Linked DNA regions of Mus musculus: region 1 is linked to region 2. A link is a contact called in ENCODE POLR2A ChIA-PET data. All regions are on one chromosome and are shown on one strand. Each heading gives the region's core, a stretch centred on a gene start or an enhancer-like site at or near the end of the contact. The rest is flanking DNA. Distances are from core to core; before and after follow the strand shown. Region 1 overlaps Shroom3 (shroom family member 3). Region 2 holds the start of Shroom3 (shroom family member 3).

Region 1 (6,943 bases), core at 3,654-6,153, 63 kb before region 2:
TAAAAACCACTTCACCTTGCACTAAAGGGAGAGCTCTGTACACAGGGCCAATTTAAAAAGTGTTTCGAGTGAGATTCACTTGTAGGTTGTTTCCTCAAAGAGGACATTTTTTTTATGCTGCAGGGTTCCAAATCAAGTTATCTGCAAGTTATTATAAAATCTCTACAAATATCTCCACATGGACATGACTTTGTCTATCCACATTGGACTCATTCTCCCTATTTTAGTGAAAGGGTAACCTTCTTATTCCCCAAGCCAATTGTTTCGTTTGAGATAAAATCTCTCTCTCTCTCTCTCTCTCTCTCTCTCTCTCTCTATATATATATATATATATATATATATATATATATATATATTTGTTTATTGGTTTTCCGAGACAGGGTTTCTCTGTGTAGCCCTGGCTGTCCTGGAACTCACTTTGTAGACCAGGCTGGCCTCGAACTCAGATAAAATCTCTTTCTATGCTTCCCAGACTGATTTTGAACTCCCAAACCATCTCACCCTCCCAAGTAGCTAGAATCACAAGCGTTCTCCTGGCTGTATTAGTTTGTTTGCTTTTTTGATGCAAGATATTGAGCTGGGGCCGGGTGTTGGTGGCGCACGCCTTTAATCCCAGCACTTGGGAGGCAGAGGCAGGTGGATTTCTGAGTTCGAGGCCAGCCTGGTCTACAAAGTGAGTTCCAGGACAGCCAGGGCTACACAGAGAAACCCTGTCTCAAAAAAAAAACCAAAAAAAAAAAAAAAAAAGATATTGAGCTGGGTCTTACAAATACAAATCTGTTAAATCCATATCCGACTACTGAATTATATCTTAGGATTGAATTTTCAAATGTTCCCCCAAAATTATTTCAGGGTCACTTTTTGGATAATGTTTTAATAATAATCCTGTAGCCAGGCAGTGGTGGCATATACCTTTAATCCCAACATTCAGGAATTCGAGGCAAGTAGATCTCTGTGAATTCAAGGACAGCTTGGTGTACAGAGAGAGTTCCAGAACAGCCAGAACTACACAGAAAAACCTTGTTTCTAAAAACCAAATCTATCTATCTATCTATCTATCTATCTATCTATCTATCTATCTATCTACCTATCTATCTATTATATATAATAGAGAAAATCCTATACTGCCATTGTTTTAAAAAATCCAACATATGTTACATTCAGAATACTGAAATCAGAAATTGCAAAGTTAAGCAAACATTATTGCTATTGGTCACAACTCAGGAAACGGTGTCACAGTGTCCATATCAACATGAGAGAGCAAGTACATGCCTCAGCAAATTTCCTGCTCTTATATGTCTGAGTCTACTTCCCCTAAACACTACATGCTCAGTGCCAGGTCCCCAGAGCACTGTTCATGTGACAGCACAGGGAGGCACTTTTACGCTGGGGCACTTGTCAATCTGCTCCTGGATGCTCCACACTCAGTTCCATGGAATCCTGCATGAACTTGAGTCGGAAAGCTCACGAGGCTTTACCCAGAGACAAACTCTCTCCCTGGATCTCTTCTCCAGTTACACTCTCTACCTGGTGTTTGTAGCTTCTTCTTCTAGAACAGCAGGCACATTGCCTGCCTATAAAAGACAACAGCAGAGACTGAAGGCAGCCACACACACACATCTTCCTCCTGTTTGGTGGGAGTTGGCTAAGGAAAGCCCTGAACTGGGGTTACAAGCCTATGAAGACGAGATACAGCCTGAAGGATGAAGTCAGGCTGTGCTGTCCACTGACCTTCTAGAAGCCGATGTAGCCTAATGCTACAACCATAACTTGCAGGATGTTCATGAAGCTGATGACATAGGAAGAGAGAAATGGATAAGAGCTGTGACTTGACAGCCTCCAAGTGTGTAGCTAGACTTTACCCTGTGTCAGTCTGCACCACGTAAGAAACCACAGAAGCCACCAGAGTTTTTTCCAAATGCCTTCTGGTTTGTCCTGCAAGCAATACTACTTACAGACAGGGCCTTTCTCGTCCTCACTTTTATTTTAATAAGGGCTGAGGCAGAAACTTAAAAAACATGTTATACAAATACTCCAGCAATGAGATAACCTACAAACCTATGTCTTCTTTTCACCGTTACAAATGAGAACTTCACTTGGATGTGGTGGCTCAAACCTTCAATCCCAGCACCCTGGAGGCAGAGGTAGAAAATCTCTACGAGTTCCTTGAGGCCAGACTGGTCTACACAGTGGGTTCCAGGACAGTCAGGGCTACAAGGAGGAACACTGCCTCACAAAACAAAACAAAACAAAACAAAACAAAACAAAATCACACACACAAAATTAGGAAAAAGAAAAGCCGGCCACCTGCAGTACACGTGGGCTTGGTGCCTTGAACTGACTTAGGAGACACTCAATACCCTAGGGTCTCCATCAAAATTTAGGCTTAAATATCCATCGTAGCCTTAAATATCCTTATATCACTTTGTCTGTAGGGAACCCTTGAGTAGAGAAAACAAGGAGACCCCAGGGTGCTGGAGACGGAATAATGAATAATGAAGGAGAGTAAAGAGTCAGGGTGGCAGCTGCTTCCAGGTAAAAAACCCCAGGGATGCAAGCAACGGAAACTTCAGTTGGTTTGGGGAATCTCAGAATAAGACTCGGGCCTCAGCTCCCCACTGGAAATTCTGTAAGGAAATATCCCCAGAGATCTGTAGGTCAATATGAGTTTCTGTTAGAGTAACAATAGTCACAGGCGTGTTCATGGAGAGTGCACCAGATAGATAATTCCATCTCATGCTTCTCCCATGCCCACGCATCCGATGGAAGAGCCCCTGTGGTCTCTTCATGGCTCCCCACATCCTCCTTGTCCATTTGAGCGAGAGTTTGGCTAAGAAAATGCCAGAAGGTTGGAAATGCTCTGACAAATTGTAGACTAGGAGCAGAAAGCTGGGTGAGACTGTGAGCATTAGCTGGGGGGTGGAACGTGGGGCAGAATCCAAAGTGAAAGCTATGTTACAAGACATGTCCGCACAGGGGGACTTCATAGCCTCTGGTGTTGCAATCTTACATGGGAAGCTGCAGAACCATGAATGGCAAGAAAAGGAATATTCTGAATGGACTAAGAACTCATAAAAGATAGAGTTTTAAGCAAGAAGTAAGTGAATTTATCTTCAATCAGAAAAGACAAAGTTTTCTGTTAATAAGCAGAAGTTAGGGCTTATGAGTAAATTTAATTCAATTGCAGGGAAATAAAATGACTTCTTAGCTCACCTGACACTTGGCATTGTGCAACTTTATTCCTGCCTGGGTTCACACATTTTGGTATAAATTAGTTTATCGTTACTCGGATGTTTTTGCCTCACGTTTCAGAATGAGTTAAATTCTCTCTTAAGCAAACTTTATCTTCAGTTCAGAAGGTAGGACTAACCTTTTAGAAGATGCAGTGATAACATTTCAGTTGTTGCCCCCTTGTCTGTCCTCAAATCCTTCATTGCAAACACTCATGGCGTTTAAATCCACAGAGCAATTAATCCCACCACCCTGCTGCTGGAATCAACTCTGAAAGGCAAGCCTGGGCCAAGCAGCCCTTGACAACCCCCTGTCTGCTCAACCACTCCTGGGCCCTGTAGACAGCCCTGTGGACCCTCTTCAGGAGTTGTAGGAAGAAAGAGCTGCTTTGGGGAGATGAATTCTGAAACACTGGAGCCGGCCTCAGATAGAAATTGATACCACATGGGCTGGAGAGATGGCCCAGCTGTCAAGCACACCAATTGCCCTTCCAAAGGACCCGGGTTCAATTCCCAGCATCCACACAGCAGCTCACACCTGTCTGTAACTCCAGTACCAGGGCTTCTAGCACCATCACACAGACAAATGTGCAGCCAAAACACCAATATATATTAAATAAGAAAATAAGTAAATAAAAAAATTTGAAGCCATACAAAGCAAAGCATGTCTGGAAATTTGCAACCCTGACTTTTTCACTTCTGAACTGTTTAGAGCAGAATTATCAAGGTCTTATATTGTCTCACCCAGCTGAAGTTGATTTTTAATTATATGTAGGGGAGGAAAAAAACAACAACAACCTTCAAATGTTATATTTGGAGAAGGCAATTTTCTCAGTTCCTAAATCTAAACAGATGATCTCAGCTTATAATAGTTACATCATCCCTCAGTCCTTTGTTGTAGGAAGGTAGTCACTGAGGAAATTCAACAGTGAAACAAAAGGAAAGTTCTGGACGCGGGATGAACTCAGCTGGTTGACTGCTTGGCCAGCATGCCTGAAAACCTAGGGTTCCATGCCCAACACCTCATAAAGCAGGTACGGTAGCATACACATGTAATCCCAGCACCCTGGAGGGAGAGGCTGGAAGGTCAGACATTGAAAATAGCATCCTTAGTTACACAGGGAGTTTGAGGCCAGCTGGGGATATAATGAATATAAGAATATAAGAATGTAAGAATAAAATAAGAACGGGAGGGAAGAATGGAGGGAGGGGTAGGGAGGGAAGGGACATTCTAATAAGTGAGAAACCCAGTCTTTTGTATTTCCATTCTCCATATTTATCTGCCAACAGCTGTGTCACACTTCTAATGACCCCTGTACAGTGGGTCTGTCTTTTCTCCTCTTTCCATCCTCATTTTTTTCTTCCTTGGGGTTAAGAGAGAGCGGAAGGAGAAAGCAAGGATAGAAAGGCATGTAGGCTGGCATCTGCTGCCATCCCTGCCTCTGCTCAGCTGGGCAGAGCAGTCCTTATTAGCTCTTACATAAAACTAAGAATGTGTGCTCCTATTATTCGGGGATATTGGGTGACCACAAGAGGACAATCCATTCCACAAATTCCACTGCCCCTCATGACCAGGTGACGCAAGCTCTAGCACACAGGGCAGGTTGATTGTTTGCTCTGTCAAGGATATCTCAGCTGGCAGCCCTCACCCAGACTCCCCTTTCCTATCACTCCTGGGCTCTTCCGGTAATCTCTCTGACCAGAGTTTAGAACAAGCCAGTGAACAGGGAGGGCACTTATCAAGGGCAAACGTTTACTTTATGATGTGGCAGTTAAAAATAACCTTCCAGAAACACTGACTGCCAAGTGAAGGCTATTGTCCTGGTGGGTAGTACACCTAATACTTCCTCCTGTGGCTGGCTCGCCCACATTTCCATATTTCCTTGCCATCTACTGCTGCAAACTGGTGACGTTCAAAGGAGACCAGGATTTTTCAGAGGGTCCTGTTTCCAGAGTCCACTACTGTATTAGTTACTTTTTTTTTTTTTAATATGTGATAAGGCAACATGACCAAGACAACTTGAAAAAGAAACAGCTTGTGAGGGCTTACAGCCCCACCCAGAGCGTGAGTCCATGGCCTTGATGTAAGGAGTACAGCATCAGGCAGGCAGGCATGGTACAGGAACAGTAGCTGAAAGCTTACATGCCTAGCCATAAAAATGAGGCAGAGGGAGCTAACGGGAAATGGCATGGGCCTTTGAAACCTCAAAGCCCACCCCCAGGGACACACCTCCTCCAATATGGCCACACTTCCTAATCCTTCCCAAATAGTTCCACCAACTTGGGACTGAGTATTCAAATAATAAATGAGCTTATAGATGCCATTTTCATTCAGACTACCACACCGACTTTCCCATTTGTTCAGGATAAGAGACACATCACACTGGTTGGTACACTAGAGGCAGGGGTGAGGGTGGGGAATGCACAGCAACTACCTAGCTTCTATATTTTCACAATACATGTGGGTCCAGGGAAAGATGTCTAATTTCTAAACCTTTCATGCAGTCCACAACATATCCTGAGGTCAAGAAGAAGCTTAGACACAAAATCTAGGCTGATTCTGGGGGTCAGGAAATGGCTGAGGAAGCAGAGAGTCAGAAAAACCATCTGCACTGTGCTACGGGGAAGGTGTGGCTGTGCTGAGTAATGAAAGATTGGGCTGATGTCCATGTGGAAGCAATGATGGCCTTGGAATCCACAACTGACAGTGCTCTGAAGGATACTGCACAAAGAACTTGGAGCTGGAACATGCCCATAGCCCCAGCGCACTCCCGAGACCAAGGCAGCAGCTGATTTTGAGGTCCACTTGGGCTATACAGCAAGTTCAAGGCCAGCCAGGGCTACACGGTAAGACTTTATCTCAGACAAAACAATTTGCAAACTGCTTTAAGAGAAGAATCAGAGGTGCTCAGTTAAAAGCACTAGTTGCTCTTAACCCAGCGTGGTGGCACACGCCTTTTATCTCAGCACTTGGGAGGCAGTTGCAGGTAGATCTCTGTGAGTTCCAGGACAGCCTGGTTTACAGAGTGGATTTCAGGGCAGCCAAGGCTATTTATAGAGACCCTGCCTAAAAACACACAAGCAAACAAACAAACATATGAACACACAAGCTGGCTGCTTTTCTAGAGGACCTGGGTTTGATTCCTAGCATCATACGACAGCTCACAGCCATTGGTAACCCCAGTTATCTGACAAGGTATCTGACACCCTCTTATGGCTCCTTAGGTACCAGACATGCACATGGTTCACAGGCAAACAAAGCACCCATATACATAAAAAATAAAAATCCTAAAAAGAAAACAATCCCATTAGAAAATAGGCAAAAGATGTGAAGGACTTATCGTAAATACATAAAAACATATTCAACATCATTGGTCATTAGGGAAATGCAAATTAAAACCACACTGCGGTGTCATTACACAGCTGCTAAAATAATTAAAATAAAAGTTTTATCAAATTCTGGCAAATATGGGAGAAACCTAAAATGTGATCATCAGTCACTCTGGAAATAGTTTAGTAGCTTCTTTGAAAATCAAACATATACTTATCCTATGATCCAGCAAATGTTCTCCCGGAGAATTAAGTCAGAGAGATGGAAATTCATGCACACGTAATGATCTGTTTATGCCTCCCATCAGTTTGTAATAGTAATAGTAGTAATAATAGTAATAGCACAAGCTGTAAACTGCCAAGATATCCCTCAAAAGTTAAAT
Region 2 (7,178 bases), core at 823-3,322:
AGGACAGAGAACCACTAATAAGAATGGCAAATGAAAGATCTAAGTGGAATTCTTGACTTGATTAAGCTGTTGTCGCGCCCAACAGCTGACCTCTATCGAGATTTCTTGTAGCTTAAGGAAAACAAGCCTCCATTTACTGAGGGCCCTGGTTGCAGGGCTGTCCTTTTTTCAATAAATGAAATCCTTTCCGGTAGATACATATTCAAGTCTCCTCTGCTTTCCTTAGGAAAACACACAGTCTGCAGGATGTCCAGCGTACCTGGGGCCAACTGCTGTCCATTCCAATTCCTCCTGGCCCATCCACATTATTATTTCTCTGTTCGTCCTCAAAACACACACCAGGAGTGGTGGAGGATGGTGGTGTGTGTGTGTGTGTGTGTGTGTGTGTGTGTGTGTGTGTGCGCGCGCGCGCGCGCGCTTCTGTGAAAAGCAACCTTACCAGGTAACAGAGTTCAAATTCAACACCTAGTATCCAGTATTTCTTTCTCCACCTTCAAACTCAGGAGAATTTCTCCCCAATTACAAATGTTTCCCCGGGGATGCCATTGCCTGAAAGCCCTTAATGCTTCTATTGTTCTCAATTGGTACTAGTCTGTAATTTCAAAATAAATATTATAACAAATAACTTGAAAGCTTAAGAGAAAAGTAAGAAAACTAATTCTAAAGCCAAAAAAAAAAAAAAAAAAAAATCCTGCTGAAGGGATGACTCAGCAGTTAAGAGTACTGGCTGCTCTTGCAGAGGGCCTGAGTTCAATTCCCAGCAACGACATGGTGGCTCACAGCCATCTGTGATGGGGTTTGTTTCCCTCTTCTGGTGTGTCTGAAGACAGACACTCATATATAGTAAATAAATAAATAAATAAATAAATAAATAGTTTTAAGAAGCTCTAAAAGATCAATGAAGATTGAGTCATAGAGAATAACCACTTGATTTTAAAGTCAGACTTTGATAATATACAGAGGGACAGATGAGGTGTCTTGCCCAGACTAAAAACCACTTTAAATCCTTCTGTATATAAAGCAATCAATTCTCCAAAATTATTTGGTTGGTTGGTTGGTTGGTTTGGTTTTGGGGCCAGAATCTTGCTAACTTGATCTGGGCTGAAAATCTTGCCTCCGTGTCGTCCCCACCCCCCTGCTGAGTTTGGTGACCTGCACCATCACCATCACCACCACCACACCACACCTGGGTTAATGATCTAAACTTAACAGAACATTTCAAGCAGTTTTAAAGCTGGGTTTTCTCGGTTGAAGGGCGAGCTTTTTCTGACCCGGACTGTGTACTATGCCACGACCTTAGGAGGCTGCTGATCTTTAAGCTGATTTATAACGGAAGGCTCATGTGGGAACTGATCCTGCATTTCATACTCGAAAAGAGAAGATTAGCCATCAATTGAGCACATTTTTCCTGGGGATTTCACAGAATAAATGAGCTAGACACACACTTTTCTCCCAAACACCAAACTATCCAAAAACATTTCCAGATAATCAGAAAGTCATGAGTCAACAAATTGGGTAGTTAAGTGCAGTTCAGGCAACGAACAGGATTTTTCTTTTCTTTCTTTCTTTTTTTTTTTTTTTTTTTTTTTTTTTTTGACAAATCTGACACAACCTTAAAAGCTACAAACAAAAAGCCACAAGTTGGTTGCAGACAATACTGAGAGCAGAAACTTACCTTGGAAATGATTAACGGTTCTCCACGCTCCAGGCCACCTTTCAGGGTGAAGCCCCAGGGAGCCCCTCCCTCTAGGAGCGCTTCCAGATAAACGAATCTCTCCGTGGGGGTCCTACTGGGGTTTGGCGTGGCGCTAGGCTCCTCCAAGTTCTCCGGAGTCTTCATCGCGCCAGAGGCATGGTCAAGTCGGCTTCGGTTTAAAGTGCCTGACCCAGATGGAGGCAAGAGGAGCTTCCCTGCTGGGTTAGATCGCTCAGCACGCTGCCCTCAGGCCAAGATAAACTCAGTCGGGACAGCGAAGCCTGCGGCTCCCCGGGGATGCTTCTCCCACTACACCCGCTGGAATTCAGCGGAAGTCCTGAGTGGGGTCTACCCACTGCGTTCACACTGACGTCCCCCAGGGTCTCCGCAGACTGCTTTCGGCTCCCACACGCGCCAAAGCCTTGTCTGTGTTTTTGGTTTTTAACCGAGAATAGTAAAAAGCCTTTCACCCTGTCTAGGAAGAAAGAGGCAGAGGCAGAGCCGCAAAGGAATACCTCTTTTTTTTTTTTTTTTTTTTTTTTTTTTGATTGATCACCAACCCTTTCTTCCTGAGCGAGTGAAATTTACCATGACAATAGCGTCCGCCCTCCGCAGAAGCCGCATTTAAAGAAAGCGGGCGCTAGCGGTGCTCCTGTTGCCCTCGGAATTTTCGATCCTGTCCCCGGGGGGCGGAAAGGCTGTGCGAAAACTTTGTACCCATTTTTGTCAAGCATTAAGTTCAGCGCTTGCTTCTTAGGTTAGGGGAGGTTTGTAAGAGGAAAGACGGGGGGCGGAGGGGCGCGGGCGGCTTGGAGGGCAGAAATCCTTAGTGTCTGGAGGAAGTCACCCCCAAATCTCAGCGATGCGCTGCGCTTCTTTTCTTTAGCATTTTCAGCGATGGTGGGTCCCTCTGCAGCCGCCTGAAGCGAGAGTGCGGGTGGCAGAGGAGTGCGCTCGGCCGAATTCAGCCACAAAGACCTGGCAATCAGAGCCGGCCTACAGTCGATAACACCGAGGAAGCTGAAAATACAGTACAGATGGCTAGAAATAGTTACCAGAAGAGCCCCGCCTCTTACTAATTAAAGCAGAACTTCGGGCAAGCGTTGGAATTTTGAAAATCCCTCCAGGCACTTCTGCTGGGCCGCCAAGTCTGAGAGGCTGCTCCTAAGCAGGTCGGGCGAACTTTCAAGTGTCAAGGGCTTTATTGATTTCATTAGAAGAAAATACCACAAGCTGCATAAGATTGGCCTCTCCAGACAAACTGCTTTGCTGTGCAAACTGAGGAAGGCCTTTTCTTCCTTAAACTGTGGTCTACCCCAAGATTGCTTGATACCCGCTGTTAAGTACTAGGCACTCAGGGCACAATGTGCCTCTGACTCTAGGTTATCAGTGTAACTTTGTAATAATGCTATACAATATTTAACGTTACTTTCCAGAGTGTGAGCAGTATATGGTAGCATATACTCTGGTCTTGCCCAGAGTCCTCTGAGATTATTGGGACAAATTAGAATTCTTTTCAAGAAAAATATTTACCCAAAGTTTTTCTACTTAAATTTGTGATGAGTTTTATTTTTCAGTACTGGATTTAAAATGATAGAAATGTAATAAAAAATTGATTTTGGTGTTTTTACTTATAACGAAGAGCAGATACTACGGAGCAAGTAAGACTGTGAAATTGGGACAGTTGTAATAATGGGCCAACTAAACGGCTTAGAAAGTAAAGCGGGCGCGCGCGCACACACGCACACACACACACACACTGTACAAGCCTAACCACCAAGGTTCAGTTCCAGGAGCCCACATAAAAAGCCAGATGCAGGGGTGTCCATCTGTAATCCCAACCCCTCTACACTAAGATGGAAGGCACAGGCAGGAGAATGGCCTGCAAGTTTCATGTTCAAATAGCCTAAGAGTACACAGCACAGCTCTAGAGACAAGAGACCCCACGTCAAGAAGGTGGACAGCTAGAACTGAGTCCCCAAAGTTATCTTCTACACACCATGACACAAGTGTGTTCAGACTCACACGTGCATACACCCACATCATATGTACACATGCACACAATAAATAAACACATGAGCTACACCTGTGATGCTTAGGCTGGCATGGGGGGAGTGTAGCTTAGTACCACATCAGCAGCATCTGAAGGTCAAGGTCATAAAGTTCAGGGCAGCCGGGACACCCGAGACCCTACCTCCTCCCTCCTCCAAAGGCTAACATTTAATATACAGCACAAGGCCTGTATTGTTTTATTTTATTACTGTTTGCAGTAATAACTTTACCCAAAGGGCCCAATAGTAGGGAAAAAATATCATTTTTATATAATGGTAATCTAATGGAAACAGGTATGCCAAGTGAAAGTGGTAAACCTGAGTTGATCCTTAAGGGTAATTTAGGATGTTTTTATTGATACTTCCTTAGGCTGTTTTTATTGATACTTCCTTTTGCAGCTTAATTTGTAAACAAAGACTGAAAGGAAAGCTGGGCATGGTGGTGAGGGTTTGTAGTCCCACCTAAGCTGGAGAATCGTGAGTTCTCAAAGTTCAGCCTTAGTAATGCAGCAATATTATGTCTAAAAAATAAAAAATAGTAGGGTGGGCTCAATAGGTTAAGCACTGTTGTGCAAGTGAGTTCTAACACCCAGAACCCTTGTAGACAGCCACAGTGGTGTCTGTGTCCATGATCCCTGTTCTCCCACGGGCAGACCAAAGATGGGGATGGATAACCCGGAAGCTGTAAGTCAGCTAGGAAGTGGATTGAAGCAGAGACCCCAACTCAAGCTAGGTAGTAGGCAAGCAGCTACACTTAAGGTTGCCCTCTGACCTCCACATGAGTATCCTGAAGGCGTTTGAACACACACACACACACACACACACACACACACACACACACACACTATAGTATGACTTTTTCCTCTGGGTTTCACAGGGTCTTCACATTGTCATTTTGGTATGAAGGTAACTTGACTTGGCAGCCATGGTGTGCCTGTGGAGGTCAGAGGACAGACAACTAATTGGAGGGAGTATTTCAAGGATCCCCCCACCCAGCTTCTTCCTGATTTGGAAGAAAGGCCTCAGAAGAAAAGTGTCACCGTCTCTTTTCTGATTTCTGCTACATCCCTATCCTTCTGCCTCATATTTAGACTTGACTCTACTTTACTAATTTAAAAATAAATCATTTTCATAATAGACACACCCCAGCAGGTGGCAACTACACATGTGGGTGCTGGGAACTGAGTTTGGGTCCTCTAGAAAAGCAGTAAGTACTCTTACCTGGTGAGCCATCTCTCTGGCCCCCAGTGTCTGCTTGTATGTGTCTGGCTTACTTAGTATGTTTTGAAGGTTTGTTTCTACAAATGTATTCCACTCCCTTTGCTTTGTTTTGTTCTGAGACACAGTCTTGTGTGGCCCAGGCTGACCTCAAACTCACTACATAGTCAAGGATGACCTTGAATCCTGATCTTCCTGCCTCCACCTTCCAAATGCTAGGGTTACAGGTGTGTACCACCATGCCCAGTGTGTGTGTGTGTGTATGTGTGTATGTATGTATGTGTGTGTGTGTGTGTGTGTATATATATGTGTGTGTGTGTGTGTGTGTGTGTGTGTGTTTGTGTGTGTGTATATATATATATATATATATATATATGTGTATGTGTGTGTGTGTGTGTGTATGTATATATATATATTTGACAAATTCTGCAAGGTCTTTCTTACAAGTCTCATCGTGTGTCCACAGAGGAGAAATATAGCCACAACACCTTGCTCCCCATCTAGCATTCCCATACTCAACTCTTTCAAATGCCATAGTATCTTTCTAGTTTTACTAATTTTTTTTTTTTTGCAATGGGTATATATGCATCAGGGATACAAGGGCCTTTCATGCTCTCGATGACAACAGCTCTGCCTTCAAGCTACAGCTCCTACTTTTGCTGACATCTCTAATACAATTTTTATTTTATATATTTATTAATGCTTGTTTTGTTGAGACGAGATCTCACTATATAGCTGTAGCTGGCGTGGAGAAAGCTCCGTAGACCAGGCTGGCCACAGACTCACAAAAATCCAGTTGCTTCTGCCTTCCAAACGCTGGAATTCTAATTAATTTTCAAAGCATTGAATTTTGGTTGTTTTTAACTGCTCAAGAAAGTCTCTGAAAATGAAGCCAGGGTGACATCTAGTGGTCCTTCTGGGCCACTAATTTATTCAAGTCATTGCAGACAAGATGTTGAAGTACAGGTTGGAATAAATTATATAGTCTTAGAATGATTCTGAACAATCTAAAACAAAATCCAGCTTATTTTAAAGCTTGCCCATTTCTCTAGGCAATATTTTATACACAAAAAGAGTCACCTCTTCATGGGTCTTCCTAAGACAGCCTTAGGTAGCCGGCAGCTCCTGGCCTGCAAAGGCCAGAAGTGGTTTACACACTGCCCCCGAAAGCAGGTTCTTGGGAAAAGCATGAAGGCACGAAAGTTAGTTTATTCCAATAGTATCTCCATGCTGGAACTTTCCCTGAAGTACAGAACCATAGAACATTATGATGGATACTTCCCCATAACTGGGGTTCAGCAAGAATCAAGGAGAACACAAGGAACAGACAATGTACAGCACCTGCCCCTCAAGCTACAATAAGGCCCGTGTCACAATAATCACAGCACAGATAATCAAAATCTTTCCGAAGGGGTCCACGGTGATTGTAATTGCCATGGCGGTTTTATCAGCGTACATCGGGCACGACTCATGGATGGTATAAGGCAGGTGGCGGCAGTTTATTCAAAGGGAATTTTGTCTCCATGATGTTAGATCTTAAAAGGTCAGCAGAGCCTCATGATGCACACCTGCCACCCCAGTGCTCAGCCACAGAAACAGGAGTATTGTCAATTCAAGGGCAGCTGGGCTACATGTGACATTCCAGGCCAGTCTGGGCTATGTAGGGATACCCTTGACTCAAAAAGCAAGCAAGAAAACTAGCAACATAAACTTACTGTACAAGGACTTCGAGAATTCCAGGAACACATGAGCAAATAACACCATGTGATATATATATATATATATAAACAGAATGAAATTCTCTGGGCATGGTGGTACACACCATGTAACCCTAGCATTTGGAAGGTGGAGGCAGGAAGATCAGGATTCAAGGTCATCCTTGACTATGTAGTGAGTTTGAGGTCAGCCTGGGCCACACAAGACTGTGTCTCAGAACAAAACAAAGCAAAGGGAGTGGAATACATTTGTAGAAATAAACCTTCAAAACATACTAAGTAAGCCGGACACATACAAGCAGACACTGGGGGCCAGAGAGATGGCTCACCAGGTAAGAGTACTTACTGCTTTTCCACACTTTCCAAGCTTAGTTACCAGCACCTATATGGTGGCTCACAACCACCTGTAATCTAGTTTGAGGGGATACAACTCCATTTTCTGGCCCCAAGGGCACCAGGCACGAATGTTGTACATATATGTTCATGCAAGAAAAACTC

Evidence for each region. ChIA-PET counts read pairs that join two places held with the same protein, here RNA polymerase II (POLR2A).
Region 1: POLR2A ChIA-PET joins it to region 2 with 15 read pairs in Patski. The contact joins the enhancer-like site here to the promoter of Shroom3 in region 2. POLR2A ChIA-PET finds 5 or more read pairs at or near these places in 3 of 5 experiments (Patski and embryonic stem cell).

What each region holds. Positions count from the first base shown.
Region 1 is chr5:92,743,956-92,750,898 of GRCm38, reverse strand. The region is part of intron 1 of Shroom3 (shroom family member 3); the gene reads right to left. Among named protein-coding and RNA genes, the nearest start is that of Mir1961, 41 kb to the left of the region's middle. Within about 2 kb of position 4,903, at least 1 of the 3 ENCODE cell types and tissues checked has a DNase peak (open chromatin) inside an H3K27ac peak, as active enhancers do.
Region 2 is chr5:92,678,329-92,685,506 of GRCm38, reverse strand. Shroom3 (shroom family member 3) reads right to left here and starts at 2,072. Exons shown (of 11, transcript NM_015756.2): 1 at 1,676-2,072. The coding sequence starts at 1,840.